Regions from separate parts of the Homo sapiens genome. Here all the other regions are linked to region 1. Evidence: chromatin loops called from intact Hi-C (ENCODE). Cell type or tissue: heart left ventricle. All regions are shown on one strand.

Evidence for each region. Peaks named below come from ENCODE experiments on the same cell type or tissue, not always from the same donor. Only the 100,000 strongest peaks of a DNase experiment are listed, where the experiment ranks them.
Region 2: a loop joins it to region 1, with 6 times the contacts of the local background. A loop is called at or near these places in 60 of 110 quality-filtered maps.
Region 3: a loop joins it to region 1, with 2.6 times the contacts of the local background. A loop is called at or near these places in 20 of 110 quality-filtered maps.
Region 4: a loop joins it to region 1, with 2.6 times the contacts of the local background. A loop is called at or near these places in 11 of 110 quality-filtered maps.

What each region holds. Positions count from the first base shown.
Region 1 is chr18:58,491,829-58,496,828 of GRCh38, forward strand. All of the region lies in intron 12 of ALPK2 (alpha kinase 2), which reads right to left. Among named protein-coding and RNA genes, the nearest start is that of MIR3591, 43 kb to the left of the region's middle. RefSeq lists enhancers at 1,363-1,864, 1,865-2,364 and a silencer at 2,141-2,190. In heart left ventricle, CTCF peaks have their summits at 2,150 (motif pointing left) and 2,352; a DNase peak (open chromatin) is centred at 2,193; H3K4me3 peaks cover 414 bases; H3K27ac peaks cover 1,090 bases.
Region 2 is chr18:58,398,298-58,403,297 of GRCh38, forward strand. It overlaps NEDD4L (NEDD4 like E3 ubiquitin protein ligase), which reads left to right. Exons shown (of 31, transcript NM_001144967.3): 31 at 1-3,242. Among named protein-coding and RNA genes, the nearest start is that of MIR122HG, 45 kb to the right of the region's middle. In heart left ventricle, a CTCF peak has its summit at 1,880 (motif pointing right); no DNase peak of the experiment used is centred here.
Region 3 is chr18:58,178,464-58,183,463 of GRCh38, forward strand. All of the region lies in intron 2 of NEDD4L (NEDD4 like E3 ubiquitin protein ligase), which reads left to right. Among named protein-coding and RNA genes, the nearest start is that of NEDD4L, 140 kb to the left of the region's middle. In heart left ventricle, a CTCF peak has its summit at 2,477 (motif pointing left); no DNase peak of the experiment used is centred here.
Region 4 is chr18:58,341,880-58,346,879 of GRCh38, forward strand. NEDD4L (NEDD4 like E3 ubiquitin protein ligase) reads left to right here. Exons shown (of 31, transcript NM_001144967.3): 16 at 1,027-1,224. Among named protein-coding and RNA genes, the nearest start is that of MIR122HG, 100 kb to the right of the region's middle. RefSeq lists a silencer at 3,238-3,532. In heart left ventricle, no CTCF peak of the experiment used is centred here; no DNase peak of the experiment used is centred here; H3K27ac peaks cover 281 bases.

The DNA.
Region 1 (5,000 bases):
CAGGGCCACAGGGCAGGTAATTGAGGTGAGGGAGAAGCGCGTCAGCATTCCCACTAGGTACAGGCTTTTTGAGAATTCACCATTCAGAGGAGCAGCTGGGCTGACGCCCTGGGTGGCAGTGAGGGTGGATAGAGGCAAAGCCACATTTCCAGTGTGCTCCAAGTTGCACAGCGAGGGCTGCAGGGCCTTCCGTATTGACAAACTCTGAATCCTCACGAGGGGTGCTCACCACTCTGGAACATCACTCCGCCGTTAGTCCCTCATTGTTTTCCCACAGGCTCCTTCCCCTCTGCCTTCAAACAGGCAAGGTCTCTTTAGACACACACACACACACAACACACAGAGGCAGACACAAAAAGACACAGACACAGATATACACACAGACACACATGCACACACATACACAGGGACACAGACACAGAAACAAAGACAAAGACACGCACACAGACATATATACGCGCACACACACACGCACACATTCCCCACACCTCCTTTTCTGGCTACCTTCTAGACTTTTCCTTGTCTTTAGTCGACAAACTTGTTTAGTTGCTGGCATCTTGGCAGCACATTCCCTCTCTGATCTGTCATGAGGCTCCCACCTGGTGACACTACATTGGCTTAGACCTTCCTGAAGGCAGTGATAACCTTTTTCTTGTCTATTCTGGTCTTCACCCCATGCTGTCCACTCAGGCTCTGTCACCCCAACCCTCTCAGCCATCCCTGTACCTGCCTCGTGCTTCTGTCTCCTACTGGCCACCAGTCTGTCCTGCAGGGGTGATCTCGAATCTACCAGACTTCTCTAGACGTTCTCTCTGTTCAGATTCATCTCTGAAGCTGGATGACAAGCGATGCAGCACCTGTCCCTGAGTCCTCAGGTCCTGGGGAATGGACTGGGCAGAGGGACAACTAGGGAATAGGGTCAGGAGTGGGAGGAACCCATGGATCCCAATTCCAGACATTTCAACAGAACTGTCCTTTGTAAGACTTCTGGGTAGAGGCCAGGATACTGCTGTGCTAGTCCCTCCATGGAGGGGGCATGTCCTGGCTGGCTCTGTTGGGCCTGGGAGACTCCCCCATACACTGAGAGCACTGCTATAGTAGGGTCTGCCTTGCCAAAAACTGCGAAAATCACCACTGTTCCCTTCAGACTTCCCTCCAGCCTCCAAACTTCCTTAATGGCAAAGACTGGCCACATAAATCAGCCAGCGGGCCAGCCAGCCCTACTACAGAATGGGCTGACCGGATGAAGATGGGATGCAGGTGGCCTTCCAGGACAGATGACCCTGTGGCAGGCGGGGACAGGAGCTATCTGGGGCATAAAATTGCCTTTCTCAAGCTGACAGGCCTGTGAGATTGGTCCGCTGATGCCTGGCATTGGGGACTCAGCTGAAATGTTTGGTGTTCTATAGTGACATGGCCCTGCTATGAGACACTTTAAAGGCATCAGGAATTCTGTTCCAATGTCCCTTTGTTTCCTCTCCTGGCAGACTCATGCATTGCTTTAAATAGTCTGCCTGGAGTCACCACTCATGCACATAAGCCTATTCTCGGGGCGTGTTTCTTCGGATTAGATTGTTTCTTCCCACCTCCAAGTTTGTTTTGGCGCTTCCTCTCCAGGTACGGTGGTGGCTCGGCCTTGTGACTGGGCAAAGCATCCCAGGTGGCTGCCGTCCCCTCCATCTGCTTGTGGGCATTGAAGGCAGAGCCTTTCTTTTGGAACTCAGCTTGGCCGAGTGTGGGAGTCTATTTTGATCTTTTCTCCTGTTCATGGCCAGGACCAGAGCTAGGCACGCAGACCCCAATGGAGCCTGCTTTCTCAAGGCAACTGTCCTCCTGCTACATGAATGAATCATCCAGGCTTCTGTCCAGGGTCTCGGGAATTTGGCTTCCATGTCAGGGACGCTTGACACAAGCCACACATCCTTAAGCCTCGTCGTTCCTTCCTCCGAGGGTAGAAAGATGCAAGGCTGGCTGGCAGCCACTGCGAGGGGTGTCCTTTACGGCTGTCCATATTAATCTTATTTTGGTCTAATGCTTACTGCCAGGGAAGAAATCTGCTAATGGTACTTTTCTTTGTTTTATTTCAATCTGGCAACAGGAAATTGGCTTTTTAGGGGAGACTACAAAGGGCAAAGTATTGGTTCTGGTGCCCTCTGGTGGTTGAACTGCAATCTCGTCGCCTCCCCGGGAACTCCCCGACTGGCTGGAGAGAAGCATGAGTTTGCAGTTCGGCTCCACTGCACGCATGGCTTTAGATCGGTCTGGAGTTGGTTAGGTTACGTTTCCAAATCTCCAGTTATAAAATTAGGCCTTTTTTCCTTGTGTAATTTCCAATTAGAAATTTGTTCAACGGGTTAGTATCTTGGGTCTATCTAGAAAATGGATTACTGGATGTCAAAACAATCTTACTTGCCATACTTTGTAACCTGAAATTTTTGTACTCAACATTTGCCAAAAGATTGAGGTGGCTGAGGCACAGGGGATGTGTTTCCAGACATAATTATATCTCTGGCTCCCAAGAGAAATATGACATACTCCTGTTAAAAGGAACATACAATGAAGTAAAGTTGAATTAAAATGAGTAAGTCATGACAATTCTCTATTTTATTTTATGAGATTAGAGTAATTACTCCTGAAATAGGATCATAGCCTTTGACTTCATTGAACAAGACAGCAAAACAGGTTGCATGACTGGGGTGTCAGCAGCCAAATATATGGTCCTGATTGAGACATATGGGAATTTTTTTTTTTAAATGACACACGGAGCACTGCTTCTTATGGTGGTGCTGTTCCCCCAGCTGAACCCTGCCAGGTACCAGCCCCCCCATAGAACTTGCGACTCTCCCTTTGCATCATGAATGAACTAAGCTCACTCACAGTTGCTTGCTAAGAATCAAGAGAACTTGCTCGATCAACCCTTATTCCTCCATCTTCTCTCCTGCTGTCTGCAGTCTGCGATGCTCGCCTTCCTTTCTTCCCCAGCTCATTTGCCTCCCACCTGGACTTTCCTGTCTGCAGAGTGCCCTTGAACTTGAGCCCTTTCCAAGTCTGTCCTCATGAGTTATCTCCCTTTTGCAGCTTTGACATTCACTGGAGAACTTTTTCAATTGTGCCTCGCCTCCCAGCATTGAGGATCTGCCGTTCACTTTGGGGTGCTGACTTCAAGCAGGAAAGACTTCTTGACTCCTGCCAGCAAGCAGGCTGCCCCATGCCCCATGCCCCATGCCCCATGCCTCCTCACCTGTGAAGTGAGGAGGTCGGGCTTGATCACTGGTTTCCACTCCAGAGGGGTTCCCAGGAGCCTCTAAAGAGGTCTCTCAACCACCTCTTATGCTCTGTTTGGAGAAGTTTTACCTTTTCATCAGTTTTTCAAACTGTGATTGTAAGATATATTTCTTTTGGGAAAAAGACTGTGGCTTAAAAAGGTAACGTTTAAAGAAAAGTTTTTAAAAAACAAAAGACAAGAAGATCTAATATCCCTGCCAAAGCTCTCAAACACTTCAGAATCTCCTCCTCTCCCAGCTCCTGCTCCCTGGCCTCTCCTTGGGTGGGAAGGCAATGAGTAAGTAATACTTTATAGACAGCATTCTGCACTGGGCTCCAGCCGTCAGTGCTTCTAATGGGTCTTGGGCAGCTGTCCCGGGCCAGATAAGTCACATTAAAGCTGAGAACAAAACCAAAGGATTGGATTTCTTTTTAAATCAGGAGGGGAAAAAATGTACCACTTGAAGCTCCCAGTCGGTCTGGGTTCCTGGAAGCTGTTGACTTGAATTTAAAAGATGTCTTCAATAATCATGACCATCTTCATTTTTGAAACTTCTTGGGCAGGTTTCTTCTTTGTTTTGGTAGAGAGTTGTTCTAAATAACAGCACGAAATTTGCCTACTCTGGTGTCAGGCTAAGACATGAGGAGCGAAGGGAAACTAATATTTATCTAGCTCACTTCCAGTTTCAGGGGCTAGGTGTAGATTAACTGGGGGAATACTCAGGGCAAGCCGGAGTGTCCCCATGCTGTACATCACTGACTTTAAGAACTTAGTCACATGCCCACAGTCACACAGCTGGTATGACGAGAAGCCAGGATTCAAACTAGGGCTGGCGGATGCTTGCATCTGCAAGGTTCTGCAGAACACATGGAGCCTGGAAAGGAAGGCTCCGTTTGGAAAATCCTTCTGGGGTCCAGAAGCCTCCATAAATAGGGCACCATATAATTTATCTTCTAAATGGGTACACTTGTTCAGGATCAATGCTAAAGCGTATGGGATGTGAGGACATCAGGCATAAAATGGTACCATCATGGGGAAACTGCAATAGACGTTCATCCCCCTCATCAGGTAGGCTAGGCAAATTCCTACGATGCCAAGAAGCGAGGCTACTATCAGGAGAAATGGAAGCAGCAGCATCAGGGTATGAACTGGGTCTCGCTCTAAATCCCTCGTTCCTTCCTCCCCACTACATCATAATCCCTCCTAATGCGCTGTCTTCACAAGCCCAAGAACATACCCAATTCCCTGAAGTGTATGCCAGCCAGGTCTCTGGTGAGCACAGGGGAGAAGCCTGGAGACAGTTCCAACATAAAACTTCATCATCACTGAGCCATCCCAGGGAAAAGGTCCAAACCGCATTCTGGTTCTAAAACCCAACTGGAAGCTTTGTGCAATCGGCGAGAACTTCATGAATCAGACTTACTGACCTGGAGGTTAAAAGAAAGAGCGATCCCCTTCCTACTTTTTCAGATTCCTCTACTTCTCTCTGTCCTTTATTGAAGCTGAAAATTAGCATATTTGTTGGATCGTGGCTGACACTGATGGTCTGAAGTAACCAGAAAGCTCCCACGGATAAGTTGTTCTCAGCCTTGGGAAAGGAAGCTGGATTCATCCCACCACTTTATTTTCTGTGTTTCTGATGCTTTGACATCTTGTGCCTTACTGGCCCTGGAGAGACTTTACTCCTCTCAGGGCTGCCATATTCCTAGAGAGAGTAAATGATCACCTTCCAGAG
Region 2 (5,000 bases), 94 kb before region 1:
TAGAGGCAGTTTTCTTTTTAAGAATCATGCCAGAGCCTGAGTCGAGCAGTATGCTTTCTTGGTTTTTGAGAGTAATTGTGTAATTGTAGAGGGAGAAATCCAATTCTAACCTAAGAACTGGGATTCTTCTGTCATCTTGTAAACCGTATATTGAAAAAAACAGAATGTCACTAAATGCATATTAAGTCAAGTATTGGAAAGTATAAAAGAAAAATCATTCTGACAATTTCTAAGCCAGAAGCAAACAAGAATTACTGAAATCTACCCCATGAATACTTGGAAGGCAGTAATTGTGAGTGACACCTCAGTTCATCAACCCCTTAATAATATCAGCTTAATTTTAATGACAACTAAATATGCTGAAGTGAGGATTTAGTATTTTTTAAAAAAGCAAAACAAGGTTCAGTAGTCCTCAGCAATTCTCCAAGTTTCTCTCTTTGCCTAAAATGGTCATAGATCTTGATTTCTCTGAATCGTGATGACCACACCCAGTCATCTTCACAGCATAATTGCAGGTGGCAGTAAAGAGAGTGTGCTGGGTAAGGAGCAGTTGCTGGGTCATTCCTTGGGCCCCGACCTGCCCGGGGAGTAGCCCTGGGGGAGAGAGGGCAGTGTTGCCTATCCCAGAGGTCCCAGCAGTCACACTGCTCTGCAGGCCGGGCTCTCTTTATAGCCAGAGAAATCACCTTAATGCAGTCTCTTTAGTTGTCTGCTGAAGCTGTAGTTATTATGGGCCACTTACATGAGGCTGAGAAGTACGTGCCGGAGCTCACACACTGCCTGTTGCGGTTCTCTTAACATCAGTTATCACAGCTGCCTGTGGGTCCCGGGTATTTCCATTCCTGCCCCTTGTTGGCCCGAGGAAGGATGTGGAAAGAGCACCTGGTGGGATGAAGGTCCAACAGCCTGTGCCTCTCCACTGCTGGCCCTGGAGCCGGCAGCAGTGAGGCATTCATTGTCTGTGTTGCGGTGTATTCCCAGCTTCAGTGCTCTTTTCCTTTTTGCCTGAAATGTTTATGCTTCTCTGCAGCCAGTCCTCTAACAAATCTCAAGAACAAAGGTAAGACACTTGGTTTTTGTTTCCAGGACCCTTCAGAAGGTGACATCAGATATTCCCTAAATTCAGACAATGAGGGATACAGAGCGACTTGGCATGTATTATTTCTCCCATGTAAGGACAAAGGGACAGATTATTATTGTTATTTCTGAGACAGAGTCTTGCTCTGTAGCTCAGGCTGGAGTGCAGTGGCTCAATCTCAGCTCACCACAACCTCTGCCTCCTGGCTTCAAGCGATTCTTCTGCCTCAGCCTCCCCGAATAGTTGGGATTACAGGCACCCACCACCACGCCTGGCTAATTTTTGTATTTTTAGTAGAGATGGTTTCACCATGCTGGCCAGGCTGGTCTTGAACTCCTGACCTCAGGTGATCCTCCCGCCTCAGCCTTCCAAAGTGCTGGGATTACAAGCATGAGCCACCGCACCCGGCCTCACAGTGACAGATTCTGAGAAACAGCATGCAAAACATTTGAACCATTTTCTACATCTCCCATTGTTGCATAGAGAGTGTGCACCGCTGCTATCTTGCCAGATCCACACTGGTCCTCCCGAAAGCCAGGTTCATACACAGCAACTTTTTAATTATTCTAACAGTTACCCATTAACAGTCGACTCCTGTATTTCTGAGAGTCTTGTACTCACCTCTGAAATTTAAAAACGTATAAAGAGAGCCTGGGTTAATCAGTTCTGCAGCCCCTACGTGACACTGTGCTAGTTCTCCTTCTTCTGTCTCCTCCTTACCCTGGCCCTGCACCCCTGTACTTAAGAGGGAGAGGTGGGAGGTGCTGTCTGGTATCATTTGCTGCCTCGCCAGTAGAGGGTGCCGCTGTGCAGGGTAACTGCCCGCCTGCTCCCTTCCTGACCTCCCCTGACCCCGAAGATCACTACCTCTGTCATTCAGGCATTGGGGTACATCCTGATAAGTCGTGTCAGAACTGCCAATTTCAGGACTGAGATGTGTTTTTAAAAAACAAATCCTTATAAACTCCACTTTGTACTTTAGATTTTAAAACTGGGGAAAAATGTGATATTCTTTGGACCACTTTTTTAATTTATATAAGCCTTAATGAACAGTGTCTATACATTTGCATACACACACCCCCACCCCAGAGTGTTCTCAGTATGTCAGAGAAAGTGCCACAGCATTAGGACGGGAGCTTGGAGAACGTTTTCTAGAAAAGGGTTAGCTTCCTGTTGGCATGAAATTTTCCAAGCAAACCTCATTAAACATCTGTTGTTTGTTAAAGATGTTCCACTGAAAGCAACGCATGTTTCAAAGGCACGTCTTTCCGTTCGTTGGTTTTCTGTGTGTAAGGAGTAGCATTGCTGTTGGCGCCTAACCTCGCGTGCACTGCATTCTCAACCCCGTACCAGTGCATCATCAGAAGCCTTCCTCGTGACCATAACTCTGTGTCTGCAGATATGTGTTCCCGTGTAAGCCAGTTTTCCCCTTTTACTCAGACTGATTTCACCTAGATTGTCACGGTTTCCTTCATGTTAACTTTGCGTGACTTTGTTCTTCCTTTACTACTCTGTATGTAATATATATACATATATACGTACATATGCTGTCCAAATATATTTGTATATATTTGTATAGCATTTTTACACCTTTATTGAGTAATCTGGTTTCGAAAGGAGGTGAGAGTTTAGTCCCTTCTGCAGTTTTCTCCAAGCTGTGTCCTGTGAATTTCAACCCTTGGAGCCTAAGAAAACCCTAGGAAGATGATGTTAATTTGCTGTCATTTCCTAATTCAGGATCTATCATCAAATGAAACATGAAAAAAACAGTGACTTTTAAGGTGAAAAGAGTTTCAAGCATTCCAAATAAATTATCAATGTTTCATAACTTTTTATTATAAACCCACCTCCTAATAGGAAGCCAAGTACTATTTGATACAGTGGTAAAAACCAAACTACCTTGAATTTTTTTAAGGCAACTTATGAATAATGCTCATTTTCACAGTCAGAATAGCTTTAAAATATGGTTGAATTTGATACACACAGGAAGTTTTCTTGAAGAACAATCCTTTCGCTTTTCTTTTTTCTTGAGAGATCTAAAGAGAAACTGTAGATTGTTTTCCTGACAGCAAAAGACTAATGTGACAAAATGAAGTCATTGTAAAGAAGCGATGCAACTTGTCAAATATTTAATAAAGAATTATGGAAGCTGGAACATTTTCTACATCAAGTGTTATGGGTTGTTTGATTTAAAGCTTCTTTGTGAATGCACCATCTTAATTGTTGTCAGAGGGGTTTAAATGCCTGCAGATTTATAGTATGTTCATTTCCTTCATCTCCCTAAAAGCGCCGCACTTTTAAAAACATTAAAGTCTGGCAGGGCACAGTGGCTCACGCCTGTAATCCCAGCACTTTGGGAGGCTGAGGTGGGCAGATCACTGAGGTTAGGCATTCAAGACCAGCCTGACCAACATGGTGAAACCCCATCTCTACTAAAAATACAAAAAATATATATATATATTAGCCAGACGTGGTGGCGCATGCCTGTAATGCCAGCTACTCAGGAGGCTGAGGCAGGAGAATCGCTTGAACCCGGGAGGCAGAGGTTTCAGTGAGCTGAGATTGTGCCATTGCATGCACTCCAGCCTGGGTGACAGAGCGAGATTCCGTTTCAAAAAAAAAAAAAAAGTCTGCCCAAAACACATGGCTTAAGCCTACTAAAAGGATGCACATTTATTCTTATCCGTCTGCTGTTTTGTTCTTTTATTAAACTTGAGAATTACTGATTTTACGTAACATTTGTATAATCCATGTTAGTCTGTTCCTCAAAAGGCATCCTTGTATACCTAGCCCTCAACTTGTGTGAGAGTTAATAAGACTCAATAATGAATCCCCAAGTTGCTTCTCAGAAAGGTGCTGTCAGAATCCCGACCGTGTGTCACTGCCCTGTGCAAAGCCGGTGGCATTTTTCCTCATGCCATTTCATTCCGCTCAGATCATCTCAGACTCCTGGAGAATTTTCCCTTTTTCTTTAGTACTGAGCTTCCTCTTGATGTGCTTAACCCATCCCCTCGGGGCAGAGGAGATAGCTAGCGGGGAAGCAGGACATCATTTAGTCTTTGGTTTCTTGCGGCTTGTCTTTTTCCATTAACAGTAGATGGCATCTTGCCAGAAAGCTGTCCGCAGCACTTGGAATTCCTGCCGCCTCCTCCAGGGTTATGAGTACACATGAGAGGCACAATTGGACAGAGTCACTGTGAATATTTATATGTTCTTTCTTAAAACCACACATGGTGGAACGAATTACATCAATGACACAGTTGCTAGATTAATACGCTTTTAACCTGCTCTGAAGTCCAAGACTCATTAGGCACTTGTGAGATGGTGAAGCCCCTGGTAAAAGTGTTTGCGGTGAGCATGGGTATCCTGAATTCTGACACTAGCTTTCTCGGGGTTGGCTCTCAGAGCCATGTTCAAAGGGGTTCCTGAGGTAAGAACGCAGAAGCCTCTTTCTGGGAGAGAACACTTCTCAAAACAGCTTCCAGAGAGCTCAGGCTGTAGAATCTCTGAGGAATCATTTATAGGACTTGAACTGGGCTGGAAAAAATTTGAGCATGAGTTTACTTAAGACCCAAGACACAGTCCTTGGTAAGTAGGCCGCAGTGCCCAGATGTGACCCAGTGGGGACTCAAGAGGGCAAGAAGGGAGAGTCCCTGTTGGGAACCTTTTAGGGCTGACCTTAGGCCAGACTGGGAAAAAGGTCAGTCTCCCCAATTAGCCTGTTGCTGTGTTCCTTCCTGCCCAGCCCACTTCACAGTGCCCCGTGCTGCTCATGTGCCTCCTCCCCTTTCCTCTGCAAAGTTCCCAGCTGGGCTGCAAGTCTCGGGTACCTGCAGTGTTGACAGCGCAGAGCCCTCCCGTCACCTCCAGGCAGAGTGGCCCTCACTTCACAGGGGCCTCCTGGGGACAAGGCGTCCTGAGC
Region 3 (5,000 bases), 310 kb before region 1:
GAAAAATAATGATGAATTAAATGCATACAAACAGATGCAGACATAATTTAGATGAGTGTATTGCAATTAAAATATTGCCCACTTTCGCTACGGAATATTCGTTGGACTTATGACCTTAGTGTAAGTAATGTTTAATAAGGAATCTGCAATGTGTAACTCCTCCGTAAATTATTAAAAGGATTGGCATTCCTACTGTATAATATCAACACAAGGGATAGAAAATATGCCTGGATTCTTAATGAATGTGTGCTAACGTTCCTTCTGGCATAGGAATGTGTAGTAAATACACTTCAAGGGTTGTTCGCATTTTTATCCGTCATTGTTATAGGCATGTTATTGTGTGTCTCCTATTGAAGAACTGATTGATCATTGTTTTAAGCTTCTGTGACTTTTAGATGCTTAAAACTAGGCGTTCATGGTAGGAAAGTAGAGAAACATGTGGAAGAAATACTGCGTTTCAAGTTTGGGAGTGGCTGGTAGAAAAATCAAACTAGGCTAGTCTTACAGCTTTATCGCAGTTTTGTTTTTTTTCCTAGTAGGAAAATGATAGTATTGGTTGTATATTAAAACACTCTCTCTGACACTGACTTGAATCACGTGCGAGTTCATTGAGAACAGGGATTTTAACTTGGTTAGGTGATTTTAAACATTATTTAGCAAATCTGGAAAACAAAAGAGAAATTTTCAAATATCTTTCTTCCACGGTGGTGTACTGGCTCTCTGGAGTGTGATTTCATCTTCTCTTATTATTGCATATGTAGTCAAGCCATCATGTTCTTGAAGTGAGACTTCACCCACTAGTGGGGCCGTATAATTCAGGATCTTTTGTTTGTCCTTACATAGTTTCTTGGCCTGGAATGTCAAAATATCAGAAACTGTTCTTTCTCTGGAATCATCTGTCTCCGTGATGGCCTCGCCATCTGTACAGTCATCCAAGCTAGGGACCAAAGAGTCGTCCTTTACTCTCTCATCCTTCCGGCTGCTGTGTCTGGCTTTCAGTGTTTGTGTAGAGCAGGGGTCTCCAACTCCTGTGGCGTGTTAGGAAGTGGGCCGCACAGCAGGAGGTGAGCCATGGGTAGGCGGGCAAAACTTCCTCTATTTACAGCTGCTCCCCATCATTCGCATTGCTGCCTGAGCTCCGCTGCCTCTCGGATCAGCCACCAGCATTAGATTCTCATAGGACCATGAACCCTATTGTGGAACTTTGCATGTGAGGGATCTAGGTTGCACACTCCTTATGAGAATCTAACGCCTGATGATCCGTCACTGTCCCCCATCACCCCTAGATGGGACCATCTAGTTGCAGGAAAACAAGCTCGGGGCTCCTACTGATTCTATATTATGAAGAGTTGTATAATTATTTCATCATCTATTACAATGTAATAATAATAGAAATAAAGTGCACCATAAATGTAATGCCCTTGAATCATCTCCAAACCATCCACCCCACTCCTCCAACCCCCAAACCAGCCTGGAGAAAAATTGTCTTCCACAAAACCAGTCCCTGGTGCCAAAAAAGTTGGGGACCGTTGGTGTAGAGGACTCCTCAAGCAGCGTCCATATCTGCCCTATTCTCTCTATTCCTCCACCTAGGTATAGAATTCTATCTCTAAGACACAGACAGACCATGTTCCTGCCTGGGCAAACACTTCGGTGACTGTGCATTGCCCTGGGTGAACGGGGGCACAGAGGTCTTTGTGACGCCCTGCAACGCATCCCTCTCCGAGCCGCGGTGCGCTCTTCCTCCTCTGTGCCTTGCCGGTGCCCAGAACCACCCCCTTCTCCCTCTTTGCACAAGTGCCTTGCTCTCTCCTTTCTCAGGCCAGTGCTGCTGATCTGTCTGTGTGACCCGGGTGCACAGTCCTTGGCTCTGTGCCTGGCCCTGTGCAGGTCTCTGTGGTGGCACTTAGCACATGGCGCTAAGATTCTCCCTGATAGGCCTTCAGCGCCGCAAGGGCCAGCACCGAGTCCTGCACATCCTGCTCTAGTCCCACATCGGCCCAGGGGCGTTGAGCTGAGGACAGCTCCCTACCCCCTTTCTGTGCTTGGCCGACTCCAGCGCCCGTTCTTCTGCCCCTCCTTGGCTCTGCCTCCCCACCCCTTGGCTGAATCTCTCCTCCTTTCGTGCTTGTTCTCCAGGTGACTTATTCAGGTCCATATTTTCATTACCCTTGCATTTCATTAATTTTCTCATTTATTTTATTCTGTAGGTTTAGGACATTCTTTAAAACATGCAGGTTCTGAATTTTAATAATATAAAAGTCCTCTGTGAGTGCCCATCACATTGCTTTTCTGTCCTCCCTACATTAAAGTTAGCACTGATGCCTTTATGTTTAAGGAAAGCCTCCTGCAGAGGGGCTCTGCCCATGTAAGTTCATTAGAAGGCAGGTGTACAGCCTCTGTCACCTGAAGACCTCTTAACTGTCTATTCCTTCTCTGGTCTATCGAGGTGTATTGGGGGGGTTACAGCACCCTCTGGTGGCCATATTGTCAGGTGCATTTTTGTTCTAGCCAAATAAAATGATAACACAAATCGAATAGTCGATTGGAGTTCTTTTTCAGAGGACATCGTTAATTCACATTTTGTGTGTTTCAGCAGGTATTTAAGCCATTCTCGAATAGTGACACTTATGCAGAGGAGAGAATGATTTTATTTAAGTAATTTCTACTTTTTACATAGCTAGTTTTAAAGTAGATAATACATAGTCTTAAACTTTATTTCCCCTTTATTTCTTTCTTTTCTGTTAGAGAATTTCTTAAACTTGTAGAATTATCCAAATAAAATGCCAGTCACTAAAAAGGAATAATTAACCAATAGTGGGAAAAAATTAAATTCTTCAAATGAAGAGTACTGTATTCATTTCATATGGTCCCAGAGATAAAATGTTTAGGATTCATTTTTAGTTTTAAATGTTTATGAATCAGAGCTTCAACACTCTTCCAGGTTTCTTTAAGAAAGGAATTTGTCTATCTACGGATTAATTAATTAGCAGAGCCTCTCTGTGTCACCAAGACTGGAGTGCAGTGGTGCGGCTGTAGCTCACTACAGCCTTGAACTCTTGGGCTCAGGCAACCTTCCCACGTTAGACTCCCAAATAGCTAGACCATGGTGCATGCAACCATGCCCAGCTAATTTTTTTTTTCAATTTTTCTGTAGATACAGGGATCTCGCTATATTGCCCAGGCTGGTCTTGAACTCCTGAAGGCCTCAAGCGATCCTCCTGTCGTGGCCTAAGAAAGGAATTCCTCATATAGAAAAATATTGTTATATAAATAGTTGCCTATATCCATGCTGTTTATGGTAACAGCTAAGGTTCATCTCAAAAGTATTTGTATTTGGCTTTGGAATAAAAAGAAATTTCCCCTTTCATAGGGTTCTGAGATTGTAGGAGTTTTTAGTATTTCAAAAAGTTAATGGAACAATCTGTGATGTGAAAGAGACTCAGAAGAGGCTAGAGAGGTCTTTAACACATTTTTTTTTTGTATTGTTATCCCTTCCCTATAGCTAACTTTGTAGATGACATTGTTTTTCAGACTGATGATTGTGACCCTCAACCATGGCAGCAACAATTTTTAATTTAAATTTTTTAAAATGCAAGGTTGGGTGATTTTCTCTCTGGATGCTTGAGTTTTGTTTTTGATAAAAATTCTACCAGGGGCAGGGGAAAGAGTCCATTAAGTCTTGGTGCAAGAAACCTGGGCAGATTGCCTAAGTGGATATGCATAGCAAAGAACTGAAAACAGAGTAGGGGGTGCTGAAAACACCCACAGAGGAAAATGCGGGGCGGGGGGTGAATGCATCTGCTCATTTTGTAATAAAGTCCTTCCTTTCCTTTAACATCTCTTAATGTTACAAATACCAACAAAAACCATGCATGTCTTCAGTGGGACAGAAAATGAGGGAGGCATTTAGGGAGAAAAAAGTGTCAGTTGAGATGATGTTAAAATAAAGTTTATTTTCTTTGCAGTTGCAGACATTAAGATTTATTCTCTGGGCTGTTAGGACAGTTCCTGCAGCTCTCTGTGGTGACCTGAGCATTGATACCTTTTTTTTTTTTTTTTTTTTTTGAGATGGAATCTTCCTCTGTCTCCCAGGCTGGAGTGCAGAGGCGCAACCTCAGTTCACTGCAACCTCAGCCTCCCAGGTAGCTGGGACTACAGGCACCTGCCACCACACCCAGCTAATTTTTGTATTTTTAGTAGAGATGGAGTTTCACCATGTTGCCCAGAGTGGTCTCAAACTCCTGTCCTCAAGTGATCTACCCACCTTGGCCTCCCAAAGTGCTGGGATTACAGGCGTGAGCCACTGCGCCTGGCCTGTGCCTTGGTTTCTCAGATATTTCTGCCCCTGTAGTGTTCTATGCACTATGCAGGGAGGTCCTGACTGCTCAGAGCTTAAATTCTGCATTCCTTTATTTTAAGTGTTTGGCCAACTGCAGAGGAAGGTACCTTGAAAGATACTCCCTCTCCTCCCTCACTGCTGGGTCCCCTGTCATAGGAGACCTGGCCTGAGGAGGCTTCTTCCTGGTAACCTGGGTTGTCACTGGGACCACATCTTCCCATAAGAATAATGCTTCAGGTTGTATGGGAGAAGTGTCTGACAGCAGTAACTTCAGCACACCCTGAGAATGGCCCTTATGGCAGACACACCGGACAGCAGTCACTGAAGAAATGAGGGTTGCCACATGGAGGTTGCTGGGAGGAGGGTGCTAAGTGAAGGTGCTGTATAAGCTGCATGCTTTTTACAAGCAGTTGAAGTTCTGCTGTCCAGCCCAGAGCCACTGGGCCACCCTATAAATAAGTTCCTCCAAATAAACCCTGTGCCTTGTTTGTTAGCTCTGGGTCTCTTCTTTGGCTTCTTCAACTTGGTGCTGTCCCTGTTGAAGTTAATACGGGTTTGGCACAACACAGGAGTAGACGGTTACCTGTACCCTGCCAGCTGTCCTTGCTACAAACATTTGCCCAGAGAGTGGCATTTGTGCCGGTTCTTAAAGTGTTTC
Region 4 (5,000 bases), 150 kb before region 1:
TCGCAGCCACCTCCTCTCTCTGATCAGTCGTTGTGTTGGTAGTGAAGGGTGTTCTTGTGCAGCCTTTCTACCTGCTTCTCTGTCTCGCCCAGTTAACATTCCTGGACTCTCTCACCTGATTCTCATTCTCATTTGGCTAAGGCCGTGGTGACTTGTGCTGGACGTGGGCACTCTCTTTTCAGGACTTCCACCGTTCTTGTTGTGTTTCGCTTCTTTTTGCCTGTTACCTCATTAGAATTGCGTAATCCCTCTTTCAAATACCAAGTGCTGATATTGAGTTTTTAAACATAGCTATTGCTTTGATCATTTGTTTTTCTTTCGACTGTAGGGTCTTTCATTCTATGGGCATACATGTTTCTGATGCATATTTGCATCTCTGCATCATGGCTGGGCATCTGCTTGTGCTCTCTGTCGTGTTTGTGTTGTTTTGGTGCCATCCTTTAACATCACAAATGTCAGAGTTAGAGAAGCCAAAGAGCAAATGTTTGAGGTCCTAAGCTTGACTGTGTCTTAGAGACAGCTGTGGGCTTCTCCACGCCCTGGGTCCAGATGCTGATAAGTGGGAATGGATGCTGTCTCTTCCACACTCTGATATGAATGTCATGGGTAACAACTGTGAGATTCCAGATCGTTGTATTTATTGATGTAGCTTTTTTCCTTTTTGTGCTCTAAAACTTGCCAATCTGTTCTTCATTAGACTGTGAGCTCATTAAGAGCAAGGGCACATTTTTCTCCACTCTGTAAAATCTCCATCCATAATGCTTAGTACAGAACAGTATTTTTGGTACATACTGAGTAGCTACCAAAGGATGGTGGTTATAAGTACTTAATATTGTTGTGTGTTTATCCAACAGAGAAAATGTAAAGTTAGATTGATTTAAAAGTAAATGAATGACAGAAAACAGGTTTTGGGGATCTTCCCTCTTGTCCATCTCCAAAGAGAAGCCTTCTGCAATACCCAGGTACATTTTGGCACATTGGAATCGCACATGCTAAAGAGTTCTAATCCTCATTGTTATTCTTTAGGGTGCCAAGGACTCACCCGTACGTCGGGCTGTGAAAGACACCCTTTCCAACCCACAGTCCCCACAGCCATCACCTTACAACTCCCCCAAACCACAACACAAAGTCACACAGAGCTTCTTGCCACCCGGCTGGGAAATGAGGATAGCGCCAAACGGCCGGCCCTTCTTCATTGATCATAACACAAAGACTACAACCTGGGTAAGGCTGCTGCTTTTATTTGGCTCCATTTTCATCATGAAGTCTGGCATTAATTCCTTGATTTCCTTAGTGTTTGTAGTTCTTGCAGAGGAATTGGATTGACTGTAAAGGGTGTCTCCAGAGGGTCTCCTCAGCCTGCATCTGGCCCCTGCATAAATGGGCGGGTGGGAGTGGGTGGGCACAGGCTGGTAGCTGTCTTTGGTATTGGTGCTGGGACTGCCTTTTCTCCTGGGAAGCTCTAGTTTAGACAGTTCACCGTGCTGGATGGAAAGGTATTGCTCTGTGCTGTTAAGATTTTGTTAATTGATCCCGTCTCACAAAGTAATCTCACTAGGAGTTATAATCATTTTCAAATAATTTTTTCTTTTGTCAGTTTCTTCTTGCACTTTCATTGGCATTACCCACCTTCTTTTGATTTGTCGCTTTAGTTTTTACCGTTCACATCAGATCAGTATTCACACATCTGAGGTACATTTTCATGCCCTTGATCATGGGGTAGGGGATGTACTGAGTGACTTTGGTTGTAGATCTGATAGCTCCTTTTTGTGATCATTTTGTCAAAATTGATTTTTCTTACCATGCAACTCTTTCATGTACTCCTGAATTGTACCCAAGAAAGAATCTGTACATTGTATTATCTTGAGCAAAATGAGATTAATCAAAGGCAAATATGCATATCTTTGTATTTCTGTGTCAGTTCTTTATTTCTTTAGCCGAATCGGTGGCTTTTTCAGTGTAGTATATGATTCTTTTAAAAGTCAGTTGGTATTTTCCTGCTATATAATCTCTATACCTGTAATTACACTGAAACCGGTTCCCGTATTTCTGGCTATTTTTGATGCTGCAGATGGTTTTTCTTCCGGTTATGTCCCCATCGAATTGTCTAGCTAGAGTTAACTCAGAGTTTAACTTGGTCCTACTATTATCTGTGCTACTTGCTCAAAACTGATGTTATGGGAATGCTGGTTGAGTTTTGGTGATTGTTATTGGCCCTAGCTCTTCGGTCTTGGACCAACAATAAACATACACCATTAATTCCCATTTCTAGTGATGGACATTAAGTGTGTCCATTTGATAGACCAGCAGCCTTATATTCAAGAACAAGCCCTGCTCAAGGGGATTTGGGCTGTCATTTTATGCCTTGCCCATTGTGTGGTATCAGTTCAGTCCAGCAGGTCTAGAGGGCGTGCTCCTAGAATCCTTTGAACCGTGGGACATTGTGTCTTCAAGGGCATTCTTGGCATTTGGGGCAGGGACATTTGTGCCTTCAGTTGCAGACTATTTAACAAACTTGGCTTCTGCTACCAGGTGCTAATGGTCACCATTACCCCCACCCCAACATAGTGATGACCAGAAATGCCCTACACATTTCAAAACAGCCCTAAGTGAGAACCACTCTAAGAGCTCTTTCTATTTTGAAGTAAGGGAATGGCCTGCCAAGAGAATTTCTCATTTAGATCTGGTAACATTCATTTGGTAAACTGATAACTGCTTCTAAGGCATATAATAACATGTAGGTTTGACTCCCCTACTAGTCTGAAGATAATGTTACAGATTTGCAAGCAAGCCAAGAGTAAGAGACGGGCAGCTCGTTGGAAAATATAGTAATGGAGTTCTTTTTTTTTATGTCTTTTTACTTATTACCATGGAACCCCTGGCTGTCCTGCCAGTGTTCTCATTTACTATAGCACTGCTGTAATTTCAAGTCCTTAGCCAGAAACAGGCTCCAGAAATAAGGGCTAACGAATATAAAAGTAGATGGATTAGTGTAAGGAGCCACTGTGGCTTGCCAACATAAGCTATGATTTTAGTAATTTTAACTAGCTTGGTAATCAAATCCCCTAACCTTTTCACAGCCTTTCAAGCCACAACAACAGTGTAATTGCAGCTGGGCAGATTGTATTTTAAATTAAACAGCACTCGCTTTATTTATTGCTTGCAACATTGCTGAATGAAACCCATTTTTACTTTCCAGTTGCGCCTGTTTACCCAGATACTTGTTATTGACTAATTTACTGATTTAAAATCATAATCTGTTAGAACAACGTTTTGTTGCTGCTGCTAGTGTGGGAAATCCTCAAGGTAACAACTGGAAATTCCACAAGCTACTCCCCTTCTTAAGCGAATTCAGATGTGCTGACACAGCTGCGCTATCGCTTCTAAACAAAGGCCTAGGCAGGATTTTCCCTGCGGAAGACACACTCTAAATTGCCTGTTCATTTTGACAAAAGATGAAGAGCCGGAGGGAAGCATGAAGATAATTTGCAACTTAAAAATCTGTTTTGAGTTGGTTTTAGGGTTTGCTTTGTTTTTTATTTTTGAAAGAAGAAGAGAACAAATGAGAGAACAGCATAGCTATTCTTAGATTTGAGCATTAGAATAGAAAAAGGAAAAAAACTGGTAGGACAGGTTGAAAATGATGAAAATAACACTCCTTCCCCCATCGGCCTGGGCACTGTTGATTCTTACACCAACCAGAAGCCTGAAAAGTATCAGGACATTTCCCCTCTATACATTGAGAAATTAAAAAATTTATTGAAATATGTCATGAAAGATGACCTTTTACACACACACAGATACTGAAGGCAGTATGCCATCAGTATTTGGATAAAGTTTGGCCTCATTCTCTTTTTTTTAATTATTATTTTTTTTGTTTTTGAGACGGAGTCTCACTCTTGCCCAGGCTGGAGTGTAATGGCACAATCTCAGCTCAGTGCAACCTCTGTCTCCCGGGTTCATGCGATTCTCTTGCCTCAGCCTCCTGAGTAGCTGGGATTACAGGCACATGCCACCACACCAGCTAATTTTTGTTGTTTTTTGTTTTTTGTTTTTTTTAGCACAGACAGGGTTTCACCATGTTGGCTAGGCTGGTCTCGAACTCCTGACCTCAAGTGATCCTGCCGCTTCGGCCTCCCAAAGTGCTGGGATTATGGGCATGAGACACCCTGCCAGGCCAAGTTTAGCTTCATTCAAAGAAAGAAAGAAAGATTGGCTTTGTTCCCCGCCTGGGTCAGGCCTTTCAGGGAATGCATGCTGGAGACCAGGGGCTTGGGAGGGATGTACCAAGGAGGGATGTTCCATCCTCAGCAGCTCAGAGCACGTGTATACGGGTTGAGTATCCCTAGTTTAAAGATTCAAAATCCAAAATGATCCAAAGTCTGAAACCTTGTAAGCACTGACATGACACTCAAGCAATAAATGCTTATTGGAGCATTTCAGATTCTCAGATTAGGGATGCTGAAGTGGTAAGTATAACTGCAAATATTTTGAAATTCAAAGCCCCTCTGGTCCCCAAGCATTATGGGTGAGGGATGTTCAACGCATATTAGTATATTTGTGCCTTTCACAGGATGAAGCATGGGCTTGCTTTTGTAGCAAGAAAGATTACACCCTAGTTAAGTTGCAGGTTTGTTTTCCATCCAAGTTCAAACTAATGAAACTTATTACTCTAGGTGTGGTTGCTGGTCTCTTCCAGGATGGAAAAGATAAAGAAAAAAGGCACTTTTTTTTAATCCCTGTGTTTTATATATTTTGAATTAGGAAAGCCCTTTTTAAAAAGATACTGCTCTTTGCATCCTGTTTAAAAACACTTTGAACTTGATGGAGGGAAGCAATTTTATATTACACATGAAAGAGTTCCCGTTATGAAACTGAAGAAAGGAAGAAACAACCAGGCACACTTTATGCGTTGGATCATTTATTTTCATTGCATCAGAGCCCTCGTTAGTATTCCACTTTCTCATCAGCTCTGAAGTTGTCCATAACTAATAGAGAGC